Linked DNA regions of Mus musculus: region 1 is linked to region 2. Evidence: chromatin loops called from intact Hi-C (ENCODE). Cell type or tissue: left cerebral cortex. All regions are shown on one strand. Each heading gives the region's core, and the rest is flanking DNA. Links, peaks and the distances in the headings are about the cores only.

The links. Hi-C counts contacts between places; a loop is a spot of excess contacts. Peaks named below come from ENCODE experiments on the same cell type or tissue, not always from the same donor. Only the 100,000 strongest peaks of a DNase experiment are listed, where the experiment ranks them.
Region 1: it touches region 2 in a loop (2.6-fold over the local background); 2 of 42 quality-filtered maps call a loop at or near these places.

What each region holds. Positions count from the first base shown.
Region 1 is chr13:98,250,680-98,259,018 of GRCm38, reverse strand. It overlaps Utp15 (UTP15 small subunit processome component), which reads left to right. Exons shown (of 13, transcript NM_178918.3): 5 at 1,005-1,183; 6 at 1,793-1,918; 7 at 3,965-4,100; 8 at 5,291-5,375; 9 at 6,125-6,274; 10 at 6,989-7,090; 11 at 8,101-8,234. Among named protein-coding and RNA genes, the nearest start is that of Utp15, 8.1 kb to the left of the region's middle. In left cerebral cortex, for the core only: a CTCF peak has its summit at 3,938; a DNase peak (open chromatin) is centred at 3,876; H3K27ac peaks cover 481 bases.
Region 2 is chr13:97,169,924-97,178,262 of GRCm38, reverse strand. It overlaps Gfm2 (G elongation factor, mitochondrial 2), which reads right to left. Exons shown (of 21, transcript NM_177266.5): 17 at 6,639-6,777; 18 at 5,572-5,751; 19 at 5,208-5,323; 20 at 3,219-3,401; 21 at 1,812-2,663. The coding sequence ends at 2,526. Hexb (hexosaminidase B) reads left to right here. Exons shown (of 14, transcript NM_010422.2): 11 at 209-383; 12 at 1,117-1,207; 13 at 1,362-1,466; 14 at 1,674-1,932. The coding sequence ends at 1,734. Among named protein-coding and RNA genes, the nearest start is that of Hexb, 24 kb to the left of the region's middle. In left cerebral cortex, for the core only: a CTCF peak has its summit at 4,546 (motif pointing left); DNase peaks (open chromatin) are centred at 1,346, 3,935 and 5,308; H3K27ac peaks cover 968 bases.

The DNA of each region.
Region 1 (8,339 bases), core at 200-8,199, 1.1 Mb before region 2:
GTGTGAAGATTCTATCTATGTGTACTTTTTATTTCTTGTTGTTCACAAAGAACTTAACCCTAGTTCTACCATCCAGTTCATAGAGCTTGTGACTTCGCTAAAATTGTGTGTTTTGATTTGTGATATCTCCCCCTAGATGAATTCAGTGTTCTAACTTTAGTTTCAGGGTTACTAAAGTCATTGCTGAAACTGCTACTGGTGTAAAATATCAAAGTGGTTTTCTGTTTGTTTGTTTTTGTTTTTTATTTTTATTGCAAACTGTCAGGATGTTTGTACCCATCATTGAAACTCTCAAAACAGAAACTTTTTAAATGATAGTCTACTCTATGGCAAGTCTTCTGAAAGAGCTCTTTGTTTATGTTTTTTAAAAAGTACCTTTGCTGAGCTGGAGAGATGGCTCGGTGGTTAAGCGCAAAAGGTGTAGTTCCCAGCTCTCCCACGATGTTCACAACCATCTGTAAGCACAAGGGCACCAGGCATGCATGGAGTGCACAGACCCCCATGCACATAAAATAAGTAAATGAAAACTTCGAACATTACCTTCGTTGCAACGTTTAGAACTTAATTTCATCAGTTACTAGCATTCTAGAAAATATAATGCAAGGCAGTTACTTAATATTCTTGCTAATCTAATAGTAACATAGTGTTGCATTTCAGAGTTTGCCTTCAGGACAGACACCTGTTTTAAAGGTTTTTCCATTTCTCTTTTTCTTGCACAGACACTTTCTGTTTTCTGCAGTTGATTTATGTATTTACTTCTTGTATGTGTATATTCGGGTGTATGCACGGCCATGGCATGCGTGTGGAGGTTAGAGGACAATATTCAGGAGTTGATTCTCTCCTTTCACCAGTGAGGTCCCAGAGATGACTTCACTCAGTGAGTCATCTCGGTGGCTTGAACCTCGGAGATCTTTTTTTAAATCTGTGAAGGACCATTTTATGTTAGAAGATGTCAGCCGTAGCTTTCCCCTTGGTTTGTAATCTGTTGACTTCTGATCTTTCAGAGCAGTTCATACAGTAGATTTTACAGCTGACAATTATCATGTGGTCTCTGGAGCTGATGACTATACTGTTAAATTATGGGATATTCCAAACTCTAAAGAAATCCTGACATTCAAAGAACATTCTGATTACGTGAGGTGCGGCTGTGCCAGCAAACTGAACCCAGACCTTTTTGTAACAGGTTGGTGATCTGTTTCTACTTCATTGCTGTAAATTCTCTTGGAGTAGAGGGGTGTAAATGCTTGTTAATGGAGCTGGGGGTGTCCATTAGTGGTAGAGCACTAGCCTAGCCTAGAACGTATGTATTCTCAGCCTCGTAAATCATAAAGTAATAAAGGTTTGAATAAAGTCTGCTAATTTTTATTTTTTTCTTCTCTTGATAGTAGGTTGTGTTTTCCTCTAAATGTATTTGGGAATAGCTTCAGGGAGTCTTGAAAGAATCATAGATGTCAGGTTGTAGTGAGCCCGTGGTACCTGGTTATCAGAGAGCAGCTGTAGCAGCCATAGCACTGTGAGCTGTGTAGTAAGCACAGCTAAGTTTGTGGAGGTGCCTGTCTAGATTCTCAGATGGTGTCATGGTGGCAGGAGTCTGAAGGTCAGAGGCAGTTAAATTCTGTGTAGTATTATACGGTGCTGCAGAAACAATACTAGCAGAAGGTTTGGAAATGCATGTTTTCAAAAAAATCTCATGCAGTTTTTTTTTTCTCCTTTTGATCTTAATGAGTAGGTAGACAAACTTTTTATTGTTTTAAAGAACAAAATTTACATAATACAAACATTGGCATTTCAGGATCATACGATCATACTGTGAAGATATTCGATGCTCGGACAAATAAGAATGTTCTCTGTGTGGAGCATGGGCAGCCAGTGGAGAGTGTCCTGCTTTTCCCCTCAGGAGGGCTTCTGGTGTCTGCAGGTACTGCTTCTCAGAACAGCTTTCACCACTACTGTTGCTCTCAAATAGACTAGCTTTCTCCTCATCAGTCACCATTTGTAAATTATTGGTGTGCACCTGAGTTACATTGTAAGGTCTTGTTCCATTGGTAGGCAGGTTGGGCCAGTAGTTGTCACTTACTGTATCTGACTTCCATTGACTGACCCTGGGCTGTTGTTCACATGTCAGCTCTAATGCCTTAGACAGTCCTCCCAGGTGTTAGTGTTCTGTTTTACAATTAAATAAATGAGCGAAACCTCGACTAGTTTGTCCAAGGCAACAACACTGTGAGTGGCAGGCCTGAATCCCTGGAGTGTGAGAACTTGATAGATTAGGTGTGTGTCCCATGTGACCCCAGAAGCCTACTTCTTTTATTTCAACGAAGAAATCTGTAGCTTTGGCAGCCTTCCCCCTGATGTAGAGACATGCTGGTCTCCTTTCCTGTGTCACTTGACAAGTTCCTGTCTAGTAAACAGCACATGTGCTGGAGAGGATACAATGTAGAATTAAATAGGCCTTGATGCACTTCCATCAAACTAGTCAAGAGGGGTTCACTATGTTTACCAAAGTGAATTTCATAATCATAATTTATTATTTGTCATTAAAGCAAAAGTGTTGATATCAGAAAATGTATTCACCTGGCACTATATAGCTTTATGTTTCTTCTTTTTAAAAAAATCTTTTATACATTTTCTGATATTCTGATACCTGTTTAACGTAAAATTCTTTTTTTTTTTTTTTTTGGTTTTTCAAGACAGGGTTTCTCTGTGTAGCCCTGGCTGTCCTGGAACTCACTCTGTAGACCAGGCCAGCCTTGAACTCAGAAATCCACCTGCCTCTGCCTCCCAAGTGCTGGGATTAAAGGCGTGCGCCACCACCGCCACCACCCGGCTTAAAATTCTTTTTTATGTCATTGTCAGACATAACTCTTTTTCTTACTGTTTTAAGAAGTGGAAACAAAACCAAATTGAATGGGGAAGATGGAGATCTGTATACTGCTCTCCTCTGTCACCAGCTATGTGTGTGACCTCGAGCAACCCCTTAGCACCCCTGTGCCCTGAGGAGGAGGAGGAATTGTCTTAGATGAGTAGCTGCCAACTGATTCTTCTCATAATTGTCACATTCTAACGGGAAGGTTGGCATTTCGAGCTGAATGCCAGCCCAGGGTCTCCAGCTGGGCAGCCGAGAACCCCTTCTCCCCACGCACGCTGCCCTATCCCACTTCCACTTAGTGTTTTCTTGAAAACAATTACAGTTTATTTTATGTGCATAGATGGTCTGCCTGTGTACCACAGCATGCAGTGCCCTCGTAGCTCAGGAGAGGGGGTCAAATTCCCTGGAACTGGATGTATGAATGGCTGTGAGGTACCATATGGATGCTGGGAACTGAACCCAGGTCCTGTGTAAGATCAGCAAGTGCTTGTAGCTGCTGAGCCATTTCTCTAGCTCCTATTAATATATTCTTTGAAATCAGAGGATCGAGTCACCTACTAAGGATCTTTCTGATTCTTAGAGTAAAATTACTGGGAAGTCTTTTTGCTTTGTGGGAGTTCATAACATTTTTAGGAAATAGTATCTACATCATTTCCATAGCTGTACAGTATTCCTTGTGTTTATTTTTATTAATCTGTTTTATTACTGTGTACATGGTAGAGTTCAAAGGCAACTTTGAGGCGCCAGCTGTGTGCTGCCGTGTAGATCCCAGGATTAAAGTCGGGTCTCCAGGCTTGGTAGGGAAGTGCCTTTGCCTGCTGAACCGTCTGGCAGGCTCAGCGTTTCTTTCAGGGAACTTGTTAGACTCTTCTTTAAAAAATATTTCCAGTTTCCTATTTGTTTTGCTGTGCTTAAAATAAGCAGTAACGTAGTCATGGTAACATTTCTGTGAGTCAGGGCTCCTAAGCATCACAGACAGTGCTAGCTGCTGCTCAGTGCCCACCCTAGCGAGCTCCAGAGGGAAGTGCGTCTTAGATCCCCATCGTTCTGAGCGGACGGGCAGAATATCAACCTACTGCTTGTTTCTCTCCACAGGAGGCCGCTATGTTAAAGTCTGGGACATGTTAAAAGGAGGACAGCTGCTTGTGTCTTTGAAAAATCATCACAAGACTGTGACATGTTTGTGTCTGAGCAGCTCTGGACAGAGGTTACTCTCCGGCTCACTGGATAGGTAGCATTTTAGTTTTCTTGTTCATTGTTGTTAGCATTTACTACTTGAGAAATTGAGTTATTTTAGCAATATTTGTGATAAAAGATGTTCTAATGGTTTTCATAGAGGATAAAAATCTATTGCTTTGAAAATAGTTTGGCCTCCTATATTTACATACAACTACTTATTTTTCCCCAGAAATAATTTTATCCCCAGAAAGTCCCGTGTCAAAAACAAAAACAAAGTAAAAATAATAAAAGCTCATACAAATATTTCTTGCATGAAGCGGTGCAAGCACTATGGTTTTCAGTGGAAGTTTGGAGCACAGAGGCTGTTGCTCGGGGCCTACAGTGCTTACCTACTTGCTTAAGACCTGAGTGCCATCTGCAGCATCCAAATAGCCAAGTTAAAGATTCCACTTTTGATGTTCTAAAACTGTGTTGTCAAATAAGCCCATAGCACAGGCTGCATGTGTAATTTTAAATGATTAGTAGCCATGTTAAAGGAGGTTAAAAACTAAAACTTGCTTTTAAGTAACATATTTTATGTACTCTCTTATCTTAACATAAAAGTAAAAGTTATAATACATGGATTGTTAGTTCAACACGTAATCTGACTACTTTGTAAATACTGGAAGTGAATATTTTTCTAAAATGTATGCCATAATATAATCATATTTTATAAGAGTTTGTGTAGTGTTTAAACGTACCCGTTTTCTTTAGCTACATGTCAAGGTTCAGTAGCCACACAGAGCTGGTGTCCGCAGGGTTGTAGGACTTACTTTCTTTATTGGTTATTTTGTCTGCAGGCTGCCATTTCTTCCCTGCCCCTAAGAAAAGACTTGCAATGCTATTGCCGTGCAGGGATGGAGGCCAGGGCTGCTGCTGCTGTGCCCAGTGGAGGGCTGTGCTGGGGACCCTGCTGGGGGCTCACTGTCTGCTCACCTATCCTTTGTTTTCTTGCCTCTGTCTCATTTTTCCATGACACGGGGTCACTCTTAATTTTATAAGTGTATAATCAGTCTTTATTCAAACCTGGTTAGTGCACAAAACAGTTTTTCAGGGAGCTTGGTGATGAAGTACTTTGTAATTAATACCATGTGTCTTTTATGGACAGTGTAAAATTTAGTATTCATACAGTTTGTTAAGCAGAGACTTCGTATTTTACTCGAATGTGTTTCTGAGGTGACCTCCGAGCTGTCTCTCTCCCAGGAAAGTGAAAGTCTACAGCACCACCTCCTACAAAGTCGTCCACAGCTTTGACTACGCAGCTTCAATCTTGAGTCTGGCACTCTCTGTAAGTGATTTCAGCTCGTTTCAAAATGTTACAAACCTTGCCTGTGAAGTAAGAGTAAAATGGAGTCTCTGGGCTCTACCTTTGGATTTAAGTTAGCTTGTTTGCATTAAGACAGTTGATGCATATCTTGTCTTGGTAACTGAGTGGTTCCTATGAGGTGGCGCTGACTGCAGTGATGGTAGCATCTTGGCTGGGCTAGGAAGCTGTAGCTCTTTCTTCAGCAAGTGCAGGGTGCTGCAGCCCCGAAGGCTTCAGAAGGGTGGGGAGGGAGGAGCTGCAGAGTCGTCACTGTCAGGCTTCACCTGGAGGCACGTTTGCGCAAGAGGATATTGAATATGTTGTAAGTCTCATCCCAGAGAGGAAAAGTAAAGATAAGATATTGTGGGAGCCAGCTTATGAAAGTCGTGCCACTAGAGGGTCCTTTTTTTATTCAGAGAATATAGAAAATTACTTTGAAACTTGTCACGATGCCACTAGCATCTTATTAGCCTCTCCGCCAGCATTAAGGTTCTCATCACACTTCACTGGCAGTGCTGTGTGAGGATAAGAAGGTCTCTCCTTAAAGTGGTACCTGGAGGAAAAAGTGACTGTGCGATAACAGTTTGGATAGATCACTGTCAGGAGTGTGTTTGCATTGAGTGGAACTGTGGGTAATAAGATAAGTAGCAGACATGATGTAAGTGCTGTTCTGAGTTAAATGTACTATAAAATGTTGGTTAAAGTAGATTGATTTTTCTGATTACCATCAGCATCAAGATGAGACGATAGTTGTAGGAATGACCAACGGAATACTGAGTGTTAAACACCGGAAGTCTGAAGCAAAGAAGACGTCTCTTCCGAGGAGGAGGAGGCCTGCATATCGAACCTTTATTAAAGGAAAAAATTACTTGAAGCAACGGGTGATTATGTGCTTTTTTAAAATCATTTTCAAAATGTGACATTTCTTAGAAGGGTCGATTTCACCTGTTCCTGGAATTTACTGTAAAATAGGAGTCACCTAATACGTACATTTACTTTGCTTCTTGCCCCATCAAAGTTGGTTCCAGGTGTATGGACATTGTTGAAAAATAGTGGGGAACAGGGACTACTTATTTAATACCTTGAGTCATGCAATGATAAAGTACTTTCTCATCTTCAAAATAGTATCTGTCACCCACGAATTGATTTATTTGGTCCTCTAAATGGCGCAAAGCTGTAATGTCTCCTTGGTGTTGCAGAGGGCTGAGTTGTAAAGTTTCACTGACCCAGGAGTTCATTAGAGGGATGAAGATTAGACCTTGGTCTCTCTGGCTTGTTTTCATTTCTCTTTATATGCAGTCATACTGCCTGCCTTATTCAAATTTTATCTGTCTGTGTTTTCTTCTTTCTACTTATTTCTTTCAGTAATTTTGCTCAGAATAGAGCCACTTGGATATGTATATGCTAAAAATCATAAGTATAAACATATTAACATGGCAAATGTACCACTTAGCTTATGAGCATAGGAACATTATTTGTGCTGCAGTGTAAAAGCATCCTGACTTTAAAATGTCTCACTTTATTATGGAAACATCTGTTTTTAATGGAACTGTGTAGATACTAACTCTCTTCCTCTGTAAACTGCTCTCATGCAGGATGACATCATGGTCAGTAGGCCAGCAAAGAAGCACCTAGAGGGGTATGACAAGGATCTGAAAAGCTTTCGGGTCTCACAGGCCCTCGACAGAGTCCTGGAGGTGAGCGAGGGAGGGAGAGAGGGATAGTTTTCACTTATTTTTAAATCGTGTTTGCAGTGGGCATGTATTTAGTCCCTCTTAGTTTGCTTTCTGTTGCTGTGCAAAGACCATGGCCAGAGCAACTTGGGGATGGAAGGGGTTTCAGCTTACAGCTGATATAGATCGTTTATATATTTTATTAGTATATATCTATACTTAATTATATAATCATACATAATTTATACCTAATTGTCTATATTATATGTAAGTATATAATACTTACATTGTAAATATTACAATTTACATATTATAGTTTGTAATCAATTATGGAGTTGGAAGTCAGGGCAGGAGCTGAGGTAGACACCACGGAGGAATACTGCTTACTGGCTTCCTCCCAGTGGCTTGCTCAGCTTGCTTGTACAGCCCAGAGCCACCTCCTGGGGTGGCACTACCCAAGTGGGCTGGGCCCCTACATCAAGGAAATGCCCCATAGACTTGTCCATAGGCTGGTATAATGGAGGTAGTTTTTAACTGAAGTTCCCTCTTTGCAGATGAACTCTGCTTATGATAAAAAATAAAAATAAAAAATATCCAAGGTAGGGGTCTGTTACTGGACTGGAGCTAACCAGGTAGCTGGATTGGCTAGCCAGTGAGCCCCTAGGACCCTCTGTGCCTTCTAGCACTGGGATTCTAAGTGTGTGCTGCTGTGCCTAACTACTGAGGAGCATGGAAGTAATCATTGTAGCCTTCGCTGCTGAGGCGCTTGCCTCCTATCCTAGCACTTGGGAGGCTGAGGCAGGCAGGTGACAAGTCGAGGTTAAGCTGGGCTATGTAGTGAAGTTCAGGGTCAGCTAAGGCTGCAGTGTGAGCTCTGTCAGAAACCTGGGGCTAGGACATGTGGGGGATCCATGTGATGGGCTTATGATTGCCATGGCTTGGGATTGTGACGATGAGCTTGGCGTTTACTGCAGCAGCTAGTGATCTTTGTCTGTCTGTTCTTCCGGATGTACTGACTGTGAGCATTTTTCCAGCCTAAATGTGTGATAAGGACCCCTGAGGTGACAGTTTCCATCATAAAGGAGCTGACTCGGAGAGGCGTCCTTGCCAATGCTCTTGCAGGTCGGGACGAGAAGGAGGTTACCCGGGTCCTTAACTTTTTGATAAGGTATGTTTGTGGCATAGGTCCTCCGTTACTGCCCGGTGAGAGACACCTGTCTTTGTTTGCCCTTCTGGTGGAGCAGGTCATGTTTGTTTGAGGGGTTTGTTGTTT
Region 2 (8,339 bases), core at 17-8,016:
CCCATCTCTGAAATATTAGCTATAGTCAAAAGTTAAATATCCAACTTTAAAGGTTAATGTGAATAGCACATGGCACTGATCAAGAAAAAAAGGATGTATGATTTCTCTAAGATCTTAGAAATTTATGTTTACCAATCATGAGCCCATGAACCTGTAAGATTGTATTTACTGGACCTAATTCTGTGATTGCAATCCGTACCTCTAACAGCTTCAGCCGGGCACAGTAGTCGAAGTGTGGAAGAGTGAGCATTATTCATATGAGCTAAAGCAAGTCACAGGCTCTGGCTTCCCTGCCATCCTTTCTGCTCCTTGGTACTTAGACCTGATCAGCTATGGGCAAGACTGGAAAAACTACTACAAAGTTGAGCCCCTTAATTTTGAAGGTAAGCAAAGCAAGCGTCATGTAACTCCCACTCCTGAATCTAATCTGGATACTTCTCCACTGTCCACTGTCCTGAGGGCGACAACGTGTAGCCTGAAGGAAATACATAGCAGGCCCTTAGATTCTGCCCCTGTTTTCATGGAGTTGCTCTTTGTATCTGAGATGTCTAAGTGCGTTAATTTTGAAAGACACCTACGTTGCACGTAACTCCTAAGTGAGGCTTTTGGTCCCTTTACTAGCAATTCTATTTTATATAGTTTTTGTATTTCAGTCTTTAGAAAATGATTATATGATTAAAAGTTTCAAAAATATTGATCCACTAGAAACTATGACTTTCTCTAGAAAGCATTTTCAGGATCAAAAAATAAATAAATAAATATAAATATATTTTTATAAATACATATTTATAAAAAAATAGTTCTTAAATACTCTTTCTTGTTTTGTTATGAAATACCAAGGAATAAGTATAGTGGTAAACCCATTGAAATGAAGCTTGTATTTTCTCAAACACCACTAATAGGAAATGCAGGGAGGGGTTGAATGTGGGGGACCCTAGGAGAAGCACCTGCGCCCCAGGCTCACCACAATCCTCTATTATGTGGAAGAGCACTGAGCCAGGGTGGGAGTAAAGGCTCTGCTGCCTACAGGAGGGTACAGAGCAGTGATGTAGGATGACTCTGGAAAGGAAACCAGGGTTGTACAGCTTAATCTCTCTCTTAACCACCGTCATGCAGGCTCTGAGAAGCAGAAACAACTTGTTATTGGTGGAGAAGCTTGCCTGTGGGGAGAATTTGTGGATGCAACTAACCTTACTCCAAGATTATGGTAAGGAATTAAAGTGGGGCCAGCTGGCTTGAAGGATGCCTTGGCTTTTATTCTCCATGTAAGCAGGAGAGAGCTCCTAATCTCCTTATGCAGTTGACTTAAGGAAAAAAAAAAAGTCTAGACTGCTTTGGAAACTGCATATTTTAAAATTCAGGCCTCGAGCAAGCGCTGTTGGTGAGAGACTCTGGAGCCCTAAAACTGTCACTGACCTAGAAAATGCCTACAAACGACTGGCCGTGCACCGCTGCAGAATGGTCAGGTGAGACACTTCCTTCCTGATCTAGGATCTCTTCCATTCACTGTCACTAGCCCATGGAAGATATATTTCAATATAACTGCCATCTTAAGGGAGTTAATAGCTTAAATTAGAATATTAAAACATTGCAAAGGTGGGGGAGGATTTGCTAAGGTGCCATGAGACAGGAGGCCACCATCTAAAATATCTCTCTGTGTTGTCTGTCTACAGCCGTGGAATAGCTGCACAACCTCTCTATACTGGATACTGTAACTATGAGAATAAAATATAGAAGTGACAGACGTCTACAGCATTCCAGCTATGATCATGTTGATTCTGAAATCATGTAAATTAAGATTTGTTAGGCTGTTTTTTTTTTAAATAAACCATCTTTTTATTGATTGAATCTTTCTATCCCTGAATCAAACACTGAATCTTTTATGTGAGCAGCTTAAGAAAATAAAAGGAAAAGCCTTGCACTAGCACTCCAGAGGGCTGCCCTGTGTGGATACTGTCATCTTGCAATGGTTTAAAAGAGAGATGTCAGGCTAGAAAGAAGGCTGAGGTATTTAAGATCACTCTTGCAGAGGACCCGAGCTCAGGCCCTGGATCTCCGTAATCACACCACAATTCCAGCTCCAGGGGGATGGAACATCTCAAAAGTAAAACAAGAAATGTCTAAACGAGGTCCGCTCCTCACAGGCCCAGGCTTCTGGACTCTGCTCCCGGGGGTGGTGCTGTTTGGGGAGGCTTAGGCAGTGTATCTTGGCTTCAGGAAGTTCATCACTAGGTGGACTTTGAGAGCTCATTGCCTTGCTTCCTGCTGAGAAAAGAAACCTTTTTTTTTTCCTAAGCTGCCCTGGCCAGGTTATTTTATCCCAGCACCAGAGATGGCAGAGATAACCGGGGCCCAGCTGTGGTGCAATATAGCAAAGTACACCCAACAGAATTAGAATGGCAGCTCCAAGGGTCTTGTCAAGTTCTTTCCACACCAAAGCAGCAATTTACTAGCCAGTTAATAAAACAGCATTCTTGCCGGGAATAAAGCAGGCAACTGGCCCAGCTTTCCCCGTTTCCAAGGGCCTATAGCACATGGGCCAAGCCACTTCTCTGGTTGAGTAGAGCACTCTGGTCTTGAGGACTCATGGCTTGATAAGTAGACAGTTCTAAGGCAAAAGTAGCTGAGCCAGATGTCAGAGTTCGAAGCACAGTTGAATATCCCTAATGAAAAAAAGTTCAGTTTGTTACTGCACTTAATTTACGCCTTACATTTTTTATCTTGGGGATTATCTTAGACCACAGAAGAGAAGGTGGTGGTGAGTCCCACCGCCTCCAGGGAGAGGTTTTCAAAAAGAAAGAAAAGGGAAATACTATGGCAAAAACTTCGCATAGGTGAGCTGTGCATGCATTCTGAGGTAAGTGACTCTGTCCTTCCCCTTTGTCAGTCAGTACCCTCATGTCTATCCGAGGGGCAGAAGTGCCTGGGTGGGGAAGAGAAGGATGCTGGCCCCAAAATTTATAAGAAAATACATGGAAGCAGGGGTTAGACAGTTAACAGCCTGACCACATTTGAGACACTGTGCCTTAATCTTTGTGGCTCTGTGATTGGAAGTAACGTGTTCCCAAGTTCTCAGCCACCACTGAAGGCAAAGTTTCATGGTGGCTGAAACCTTGGCATGCATTCTCTAAACCCAAGCCCAATGCCCACAGTGTCACTCGCACTGTCGGGGTCATCTCCTAGAGTAAACAACGTGTACATGTCAAATGCAAACTCACCATAATCTCTGCTAGAGGAACGAATCCTAGAACAACTCTGTTGTCTTGGCGAGTCTGGATTTCCTGAATGTTCCCTCTTCTTTGTGCCAAGTCTGCCAGGACAGGGCTGAGGTACTCCCTGCTCACTGTGACCTCGAGACTCATCAGAGGTTCCAGCACCTGTTTGTCAGCTTTCTTCAGGGCCTGAAGAGATTTCATAAACTGAACAAATTTCTATTCCAGTACACGGAAGACAGAGGAAGGCTAATTCCTATATTCCTGAGCAGAGGGCTCTGGGGAGCTCACTGTATAAGGAGCCAAGAAGTTAGAACTTGTACAGTGGCCACATGCTGGAAAGAACAGCACAGGAGAGCACCTCAAAAAGCCAACAACAAAGGCAAGAGTCAAGACAACTGTCTACAAATACTTTCTGTATTTACAGTTTATAATCTTAGACTTCATCGGCCACAGAGGGAACCTGACCATGTTTTCAAGATAAAACAATCATGTGGGAAAGGGTAAATATAAGAGAAAAATGCTTCCTTTAGGGAGGGACTGGCCTCCCAGAGCTGCCCTCTATCCTTTTCAGACTTCTGAACAGTACCTCACTGCAGAGCTTCCACACCAGCAGTAGCTGCAGCCCATCTCGGAGGACTCAGTCTTGTCCCCCACTGGGCCCCAAGCCTAGCTCAGCAGTTTCTTTTCCAAGCACGTCTCTGGCCTTTCTTATTTGCTGATGGCATTAGTAGATCTCAGTTTGCTTAAATGTACTTCTCTGATTTCCTTTTTCCAGCAAACACCAGTATTTCTATTCCTGTTGCTGGCATCTTGATTCAGACATCGTCTAGTTCCTGTCTGTCCTAGACTGTCTTTCCCGTGCCAAATGCCAATCACTTCTGTGTTCTGACTATATATACTTCACTGATCAAAACATTTATTCTCCATTGTTCCCAGAACACAGTTCAAACCTTACTTAGTGCTTGAAAGCTTCAGTGTGACCTGTGACTTTACTCTCCAGTGCTAGGCTAAGGTACTCCCACACTGGGAAACCGCATGGGGGTTGATCAGATCTGGTGGGCCACTGAGGCAGGAGGCAGAAGGCCATGACACTCAGGACAACTCAGGTGATCACATGCATGGAAGATGCTTGGCCTAAATCTGTTGTTCAATGGGACTGATTTGTTTTTGTTTTTTAATGAAAACAATCTTATTTGGACAAATTCAAATATTTGAAATTAAAGGTTTGAGAGATGGTTCAGCAGTTAAGAATACTGTCTGGTCTTGAGTTCAATTACTAGCAACCACATGGTGGCTCACAACCATCTGTAATGGGATTTGATGCCCTCTTCTGGCATGCAGGTGTACACAAAGATAGAGCACTCACATACATAAAATAATCTTTAAAAAGAAGTTGAAATTCACATTAGATTTCCATTGTCCTTTACATTAAAGCCCAATGTCAAGCTGACCTCAGATCTGTCCAGTTAAATCCACCAGGCTTTGGGGCTGGAAAGATGGATTATCTATCTAATTAATATATATATATATATTCCCCTCTCCCCAGCCAGGCTTGTAGCTAACTGTAACATCTCAAAAGTAAAAAAAGGAATGTCTAAACAAGGTGCACTCTTCACAGGCCCAGGTTTTGTTTGGAAAGATCTTTTGGTAAAATCAGAATGTTTTGTTTAACCTTTCTGACCAGTAATTTCTAAAATCTTTCAAATGAAAATTTAGTTTTAGAAATCAAAGATTTCCCATACAAGAGCTAGTTTAAAAGTTTTAAATCCCATTTGTGTGTGTGGTATGTGCTCATGTAGAGGTCATAGGACAACGTTCTGAAGCCACTATGCAGTTCCTGAGCATTAAACTCAGAAGCAGGCTTTTGGTGCTAAGTACCTTTACCCACTGGTACTAGATCTGGGTGGCCCCATGGTGACATAAGGTCTGTGGAATCTGCGGTGCTGGCCTCAGTGCCCATCCTTAATGCAGAGCATGAAGGGTGCTCCGTACCTTCTGCATACACCGTGAGATGCAGGCAGTGACCATAGTTGTGGAGGTGCCAGGGTGAATCATCAGTGAGTGCAACGTCATTGCCACATCCTGGACTGGGGATCCGAGCAGAGGTCCTGGGTGGGGAGAATAAAGCACAACAGTACACACAGTCCAGTAACAAGGAGCAATGCAGCAAGAATTCATGTGAAGTCCAAGCACAGAGAACACTGGCGTGTCTGTAGCACACGGACCAACTCGGAGGCTGAGTGTAACATCAAGGCAGAGTGCACAGTGCACGCTAGTACGCCCAAGATCCTGGCTCAAACTCCAGCATGAGAGAAAAAAAGAAACAGTCACCAGGAGACAGGTGTGTGTCCCTTACCCTGGAGGCATGCACTGTGGACGGCACTTTCAATGGCCTCCCGAGAGGCCTGCAGCAGGTCTTCACCCACACAGTCAGCATACTCGATCTTGGCCACAGCACAGGGCTCTTCTGCTGGCCGGACTTCCAGCTCCGCACTCACCAAGTGCCGCTTGTCTCCAAGCACCCTATCGAGGGTGTCTGCGGACAAACACATGGAAATGCGTGAAGAATAAGGAGGGCCTGCACTCGAGGCTCAACGTTTGCCAGGATAATGAAGGAAGCCAAAGAAAGATGCCAGGAACAGGCTGCCCCAGGAGACTGTCTGCCCTTGCTGAGATTGCTTGTATCTGAGACCCCTCAAAACTAAGTCTTTAAAAGTACCAACCTTGGGGAAAAGGTAACACTCAAATTGTATGACATCTAGAGAGTATAAAAAGCTGATAATAAAAACTATAAACCTTGTTCCTCTGCCAATTTCCAAATTTAAATTTCCTATATTCCTTCAGCAATATTTAATGTTTCTCCCTCCCCCAAAACTAGTAAAGTATTTTCTGAAATACAGAAAAACAGCTTTCCGTGTTTTGTTTTGTTTTGTTTCTGGATAGGGGGTTCTATTTTCTTTGTAAGTACTAGGGACTGAACCCAGAGACTTTGCTCACCTTGAGGTGAAGAGTGACCACTGTTATTTTGCTTAAGGGAACCAAATACAGAAAACCTGAGTGCTGACATTCAGGACAGAAACATAAAAACTGCACCTCCTCTAGAATGCTATCTGTATAGGGACACTGTATTAAATAGCGGAATTATTCATGCACTTCATACAATAAATATGAATTGACTTCAAATTCTTAGTCCCATTTCAGTGGTAAGGGCTGGAACAAGCCAGTGATTTCACTGTCCCACGGCCACTAGAAAACACATTTGTCTGATGGGTGGGGGGGGGGTAGCAGTGGCACCAGGCCTTCTATACTAATTTTTTTTTAATACACACAGTAAAACTGTGGGAGACACTGGAAACTGTGACTTCTGTTTACACAACTAAACACTAAACAAACCCAGAATGTCCAAAATGTTGTATTTTTTACCTGTGGCGCGAACTGAGTTTAAGATGGTTTCCCGGTATGCCACCTGCAGAGGCCCTAGATAGGTCTCTAGGCCATACTCCCTCTTGATACGGTCATGAATAATCTCAATATGCAACTCCCCCATTCCACACAGGACAGTCTGGTAATAAAAAGGAAAAAAAATAAAAATAAAAAAATAAATCAGGGCCGGGCATGGTGGCGCACGCTTTTAATCCCAGCACTCGGGAGGCAGAGGCAGGTGGATTTCTGAGTTCCAGGCCAGCCTGGTCTACAAAGTGATTTCCAGGACAGCCAGGAATATACAAAGAAACCCTGTGTCAAAAAAACAAAAAAATAAAAAAATAAAAATAAACAATAAAAAAAAAAAAACAAAATACTATATATAGAAAAAATAAATGCAAAGTATGATAAAAAGAAATGATGTTCACATATTTAAGTAATTTTCTATTAATTACGACTGAGTTTCTTTTGAAAACTTTCTGAGGGCTCCTACATGAGAATACTACTTCTGACTAGAATATAAACCAAATGCAGTGACCTCTGGGCACTGTCTCTGCCCATGACAGTCTGGTGACCAGCTGGGTAAGTGGCACCAAGTTAGGGTCACACATACTTCCTAACCCCATACCAAACCTGGCTGGAGCAACAGGAGCACAATCAATGCTCGCAACTTCTGGATTATGTCTCTTCTCTTCTTTCTTTGTATGCAGTTTGCTTGTTATTTATTATTATTGTATGTGTGCTATGTTTGTGTATGGTGGAGGGGAGAGGCATGTGTAGAGGTCAGAGGACAACTTATTTAGATTCCAAGATGGAATCCAGGTGTCTGTTGTGTATAGCCAGTGACTTTACACACTGAGGAATCTCACTGGGCCTAGTTTTAATATTTTATGTGTATGGATAATTTGCCTGCATGTGTGTCTGTATTCTATTGGCATGCCTAGTGACTAAAAAGCCATAAGAGGGCATTGGAGTTGAAAACAGTTGTGAATCATCATGTAAGTGCTGGGAATTGAACTCAGGACCTCTAGAATAGTCAGTATTCTTAAACACTGAGCCATCTCTCCAGTCCTCCTCATTTGATTTTTGACAGGGTTTCACTTGTGTGCCGTCCAACTTCATATCAAACTTGCAGCAATCATATTACCTTAGCCTCTCAAGTATTGGAATCACAGGCAAGAGACACCCCAAACCTGGCTAAACCCTTTCTTTTCCTTTTTTGGGGGGTGGTGGTGGAATTTTCAAGACAGAGTCGCACTATGTAGCTCTGGCTGGTCTGGAACTCACTTTGTATACCAGGCTGCTCTAGAATTCAGAGATTCAGAACCCAGATGTCCCTCAACAGAGGAATGGATACAGAAAATGTGGTACATTTATACAATGGAGTACTACACAGCTATTAAAAATAATGAATTTGCCGGGTGGTGGTGGTGGCACACAACTTTAATCCCAGCACTTGGGAGGCAGAGGCAAGCAGATTTCTGAGTTTGAGGCCAGCCTGGTCTACAAAGTGAGTTCCAGGACTGCCAGGGCTATACAGAGAAACCCTGTCTCGAAAACCCAAAATAAATAAATAAATAAATAATGAATTTATGAAATTCTTAGACAAATGAATGAATCTGGAGGATATCATCCTGAGTGAGGTAACCCAATCACAAAAGAACACACATGATATGCAGTCACTGATAAGTGGATATTAGC